Regions from separate parts of the Mus musculus genome. Here region 1 is linked to region 2. A link is a contact called in ENCODE Hi-C or POLR2A ChIA-PET data. All regions are on one chromosome and are shown on one strand. Each heading gives the region's core, a stretch centred on a gene start or an enhancer-like site at or near the end of the contact. The rest is flanking DNA. Distances are from core to core; before and after follow the strand shown. Region 1 holds the start of Dedd (death effector domain-containing). Region 2 holds the start of Ufc1 (ubiquitin-fold modifier conjugating enzyme 1).

Region 1 (2,700 bases), core at 141-2,640, 34 kb after region 2:
TTTTTACTACTGGGTCTGGCTGGTCTGTTGCTCATTAAATAGGTCCAGTTTTGCCTCAAATCCCATCCTCCCGCTTCTTGAAAACTGGGATTACAAACCTTAGTGTGAGTAGCCACAAAACTTTTTACACATTGTATCTTTCCACTTGGATCTGGTTGTTACCCTATACCTCTATGTAACAACTTTCTCCAAGTTTACCTAGTGACCTTCATTTCTTCCACATTCCGAACCACACATTTTAGTCCACATCTTACCTAATCGCTTACTCTTGATACTTGTAACAAGTTTCCTTGATACTTTTCTCTGTCTGGCTTCCTGTCTGTGCCTCCTCGCTGTCCTATTTTCTGCTTCCTTCCCTCATCTCACTCCTCGAATGCACACATCCTCCTCTTTAGGCCATTTTTCTCTCTTATGGCTCCAAGAATATCCAGACATGCGCAAGCACACTTTCAACTTTCTTGGTTTCAAACCACACTAATTCATATATACTTGCCTAAAAGATATCCCGCAGATCTCTTGAAACTAAAAATAACGTAACCCAGTTATTCAAGTCAGGACACTCATATTTCCTTATCCAACACATGCCTTCCTACCTACACATCGCCACTGTCTCTTCTTTAGCTTCATAATTGATCTCTCTCCCTACCCAGCTCCACTCCCCAGGGACCGAACGTCAGGCCTAACCGTGCTAAGAACGCATTCTTCTACAGTGCTCTAACATCCTTGCGGTCTTCTTCGCTTAAATTAAGTCCAAATTGGTCTCCATCTCCAGGGCTCAAGTAATCCTCCTGCCTCAGGCTTCAGGCTGGCACTAACATGCCCAGAGCTGGCAAGCTGTGATCTCTCTACAATACAAATATAACTAACTGTTCACACCTCTGTTTAGACCCTTCAAAGCCTCTTCGACTGCCCTTAGGATAAAATAAATTTGCAAGGTCTTGAGTCATAGCTCCCTATCTCAAAGCCCTTTGTATTACCTCTTCCTTTAGCCACAGCAGGCTCTCGGCAGCTCCAGAACATACTCGAGCCCATCCCACCCCCAATTCAATTCTCAGCCGTCCTTCACCCGTCAGCTGAGGCGACTTTTCCATAGGAAAATGGGAGCTCAAAAGGAAAACACTGAAGGGATGAATTCCGAGAGAGGGTGAGAAGCGCGGCTGCGAGGTTCGGGTTTCAGAACGTCAGAGTGACAGGAAGTTCAAGGCAAAGGTGAACTCCAGATCGTGACCTTTCACCTCAGTTCACCGGGCAGTCCGACCCCCGGCCGATTCCGCCCTTACGTATCATGGCTGCCAGCCCCTCTCTCCCGAGGGCCTTCGAGCCCGATACCAGCCAGCTCGGGCGCCACCAAGGCTTCCACCTTCAAATACGTTCTCTCTCCGCTTCTTAGAACCTCCCCGCCGCCGCCGTTAGGAGAACCCTGCGTTGCCAGCTTGCCCCTAAGCAAGATGGCTGCCAGTCTCCAGCCTCTCTTGCCGACGTGAAGCTACCCACTCCCCGCTTAATGCCGCTGCCAGGCTGCCCTCACCTAGTATGGCTCCTCCGCTCATGCCTCGTTATGGTCTCGAAGCCGACACTAACCGGCCAGGTTCCGGGAGGCGCTGTGCAGGATGCAGCCACCCCCGCCCGGCCCTCCCCTCCCCCACGCCCGCGGCGGCGGCGGCGGCGGCGGAGGCGGCGGCGGCTGGAGCCCGGATGCGGCTCCGTGAGGCGCAGGCCCCGGAGAGCGGCGCGGATGGATCCAACATGGCGGCGCCGAGGCTGAGCCGAGAGTGAGGCGGCGGGGCGGCCGGCCGGCGTGGGGAGGGGGAGTCGAGTGGGACGGGGCGGGGCCGGGCGGGGCCGCCAAGGGCTTGGGGAAGGAAAGTGGAAGGGGGAGGCGGTGGCGACGTCCAGCCCGGAGAACCTCCGGAGAGGGAGGTGACGGGACGCTGCGAGGTGGGGGAAGGGGAGCGGCCGAGGGGGGCGTGCAGGGGAGATGGCAACTGTGGGAGAGGGCAGGGGTCGGGGCGCAGGAGTGCGAGCCTGGGGAGGGGCGTAAACAAGGGCCCAGGCTGGCCCAGGCCAGGGGCAGTAAAGAGGCCGAGGTGGGGAGCGGGGCTGCGAGCCAGCGCTGGGGAAGGGGTAGGAGCCGGAGGGAGAGGTTGAGGGTGTGGAGGGGACGGGGGCTGGTGGCATGTGGCTGCAGGGAGGGCTGGACTCCCGTGAGCGCCGTGGTGAGGACGTGGGAGGTGGCGGGGGTTGGGGGGGGGGGTTGGATTGGACTTGAGACGTGTGCCGGAGGGAGGTTTTTCAAAGTGTTCAAATTGGAAGCGGAAGGGCCTAAGGGGAGAATTGGGGTGGAAGAGGAGAAGAGAAGCGGGGCTTGGCGGATGGAGAGAGTGGCGATGTGCCGGGGTAACGTAGAAAGTGAGAGACCCGGAGGAAAGTTTGAAAGGAAGGGGGGAAGATAGGGCAGTGGAGCTGCACGGGTGATAGAGGGTTTGGGGGTTTCCCTTTCCCCCCTGTGGAAGGGCAGCAGAGTTAAGCAGTATCAGTTGCAGCCAATTTTAATTGCCAGGCGCTTAGCTTTTAATAGGGTGGGAAGGGCAGAAAGGAATGGTCATGTGGGTTTGGAGAATTGGGGTTGAATGAGGGTTCAACCGGATTTGCTTTCCAAAACACCCGCTTGCTTCCTTGTTTTTCCTGGTTACAAATAGG
Region 2 (2,718 bases), core at 13-2,512:
TCCCCATGTTCTCAAAATACCCTAGTTATGTCTCTGTCTCTCCACTTAAACACAGTTTAATACTGTTTCTGTCAACCTCAGTAGGGCCATTCTTATTCGGTTTTATATACTCTCAATAGATACTAGTAACACAATAATATGTTTTATTGTTGTGGTTTGAGGCAGGGTCTCCTATAGTCCAGACTGGCTTTGAATTCATTATGCAGTCTAAAAAACGACCCGAGCTTCCAATCCTGGCTCCACATCCTGGGTACAGAGAACATATGAGCCTCATCAATTTATGAGGTGCCAGAGATGGAACCCAAGGACATCTTGCATGCTACGCAAGCACTCGCCAGTTTCTCAGTGAGGCCACATATACTGCAAGCGATCTACTGGGTTTTGAAGCAGATAGAAAGCACCAAAAGGAGGGCAATCTTTCTCTTCCCATAACAGGAATTAGCTGAAAGGATGGCTAATTTATAACTAAAAACATCTCTCTCTCTACCTCTAAACACTTTAGGTTTTCAGTCCTGACATTAATTCCATCCATTTCATCATGAAGAATGAAAGAGCAGTGATGCACAGACACTTCTTCAGGCGCTAAGAAGTACTTTGACCCCCTACCACAGCCAGCAGAGCAAGCACCTGGTGCGAGAGGGACACGTCACCTTCCCGGAATACTGCTGTTTTTTCCTTCAAAGTCTAGCCCTACTGTGCTCCTAGCCGGAATCTCTTCTGCATCCTCCCTCCGGCCACCCGTAACGCCCCCAGCCCCCCAAACAATCGCATTTATATGAATTTAGAATTTAAACTTTAAAACCGGAAGCGGCTTCCACCCGGAGCCAATTCCCGGGGACACCTGGTTACTCGCCACCCCTCTGCTACGCGGTCAAGCACAGGAGTAAAACTGACCCGGATCAGGGACTGATATTCCTCCTTTAGTCGCTGCACCCACAATTCCCGATCTCGGGGTCCGGCGTTGGTCTTCAGCACCGGGATCTCAGACACGACCCGCCGAGTGGCCTCGTCCGCCATCTTGGACCAGGGAGCAGGAAAACTGCGGAAGTGCAGTTGCTTGTCACTTACTCACGGCGTCGCCATCTTTACTGTGGGAAGAGGAGGCGTTGGATGGCTTTAAAGCGGACCCTGAATGCATTCGATTTTTATTTATTTATTGTAAGGAAATAAAATTGACCTACGGGTGTGAGCGTCCGGAAGAACAGAATGGAGGCGGGCTACTCTGTCCACCTATCATTAAATCACCGGAGCCTGCTCAGAGAACGACTTCCGTTCATGCTCAGAAGCAATCTTGGGAAAAACTCAAGACCTTCCCAAACCAGCAAAGTTGTTTGAATTTCAGGTTTTTCTAGACTGTCTTCAAAGTCCTATCTCCTAAGATGCGCAATTTAACGTCTTTGTTCTCCAGAGTGACTTCCTTACTTTCCATCCCTGTCCTGAATAATTAACACAACTGAATTAGGAAGTATGTAAGCTTGTTTGTTTTTTAAAGGACATTGGGTCCTATATACCACAGACTTGCCTCTAACACATACAAAATGGCCCGGAGCTATTGCTTACTTCAAAATTAATCTGTTTAGGTTTTAAAACCATCCTAAAGATAAAACTTTTTTTTCCAAAGAGTTACTGAATATCTTTTGTGTGCTATATATTAAGTATATAGAAACGATTTCTTCTTAGATGAATTCACCCAAATGACTAACAGTCACTGAATGCCTATTCTAAGCCTATGGCAAGTCATCTGGTAATTTGTTGTTTTTTTATTAGACCAGGCTGGCCTCCGACTCACAGATCTGCCTGCCTCTGTCTCCCAAGTGCTGGTTGGGTAATTTCTAAATTCGTTTGAAACCAAGAAACCTCAATAAGCTTGGTGGCCCACATGTGTTATCCCAGAGCTTAGGGGTCAAGATCAGAAGATTGCTGCAACTCAATTTAAAACGAACAAACTCCATATGCCACAGCTGCTGTGATTGCACACTTTCGATCCCAGCATTTGGGAGGCAGAGGACTCTAGAGTTTTAACCTTGGTGAGTTTGAGTCTACAAAGAGAACAAATTCCAAGATGGTGGTGTCACACATCTTTAATCTCAGCCCTCAGGAGACAGAGGGCTGGCAGATCTCTGAGTTTGAGAGCCAGCCTGGTCTACAGAGTGAGTTCCAGAACAGCTAGGGCTACACAGAGAAGCCCTGTCTCAAAACAAAAACAAAAACAAAAAAATCCCAAAAAACAAACAAACAAAAAACCCCTCAAAACCAAAACAACCCCCTACCCAAAAAAAGAGAAAGAAGGAAAGAAAGAAAGAAAAACAAGACATGCTGTCCTCTGACTTACATACCTATGCCGTGGCATGTGTGCCCCTTCAACTTCAATTTAAATTTATATATTTGTATGTCATGTGAGTGTTTTACCAGCATGTATGTAAGGTACCATGTGCATGCAGTGCCAGTAGAGGCATGTAAAGGGCAACAGATGCCCTGGAACCAGAGTTACAGACATGACTTCCATGTGGGTGCTGAGAACTGAAGACTGATCCTCTGCAAGAGTAGCAAGTGCGCTTAAATCTTGAGCTGTATCTCCAGTCCTCTAGGTGAAAAAACAAACACTCAAATATAGTTTTAAGGGCTGAGGACGTAGTGTAGTGTTAGAATTCTTGCCTAGAATGCACAGAAATGGAGTTGGATCCCCATTATTACATCAACCAGACCTGATGGTGAGTG

What was found. Hi-C counts contacts between places; a loop is a spot of excess contacts on that map. ChIA-PET counts read pairs that join two places held with the same protein, here RNA polymerase II (POLR2A).
Region 1: a map of left cerebral cortex shows a loop between it and region 2 (7-fold over the local background). The contact joins the promoter of Dedd here to the promoter of Ufc1 in region 2. A Hi-C loop is called at or near these places in 12 of 37 maps with a recorded cell type or tissue (T-helper 17 cell, gastrocnemius, heart and 1 more). POLR2A ChIA-PET finds 5 or more read pairs at or near these places in 4 of 5 experiments (Patski and embryonic stem cell).

Annotation. Positions count from the first base shown.
Region 1 is chr1:171,327,755-171,330,454 of GRCm38, forward strand. It overlaps Dedd (death effector domain-containing), which reads left to right and starts at 1,391. Exons shown (of 6, transcript NM_001128609.1): 1 at 1,391-1,772.
Region 2 is chr1:171,293,740-171,296,457 of GRCm38, forward strand. It overlaps Ufc1 (ubiquitin-fold modifier conjugating enzyme 1), which reads right to left and starts at 1,263. Exons shown (of 7, transcript NM_025388.3): 1 at 1,182-1,263; 2 at 895-1,088. The coding sequence starts at 1,017.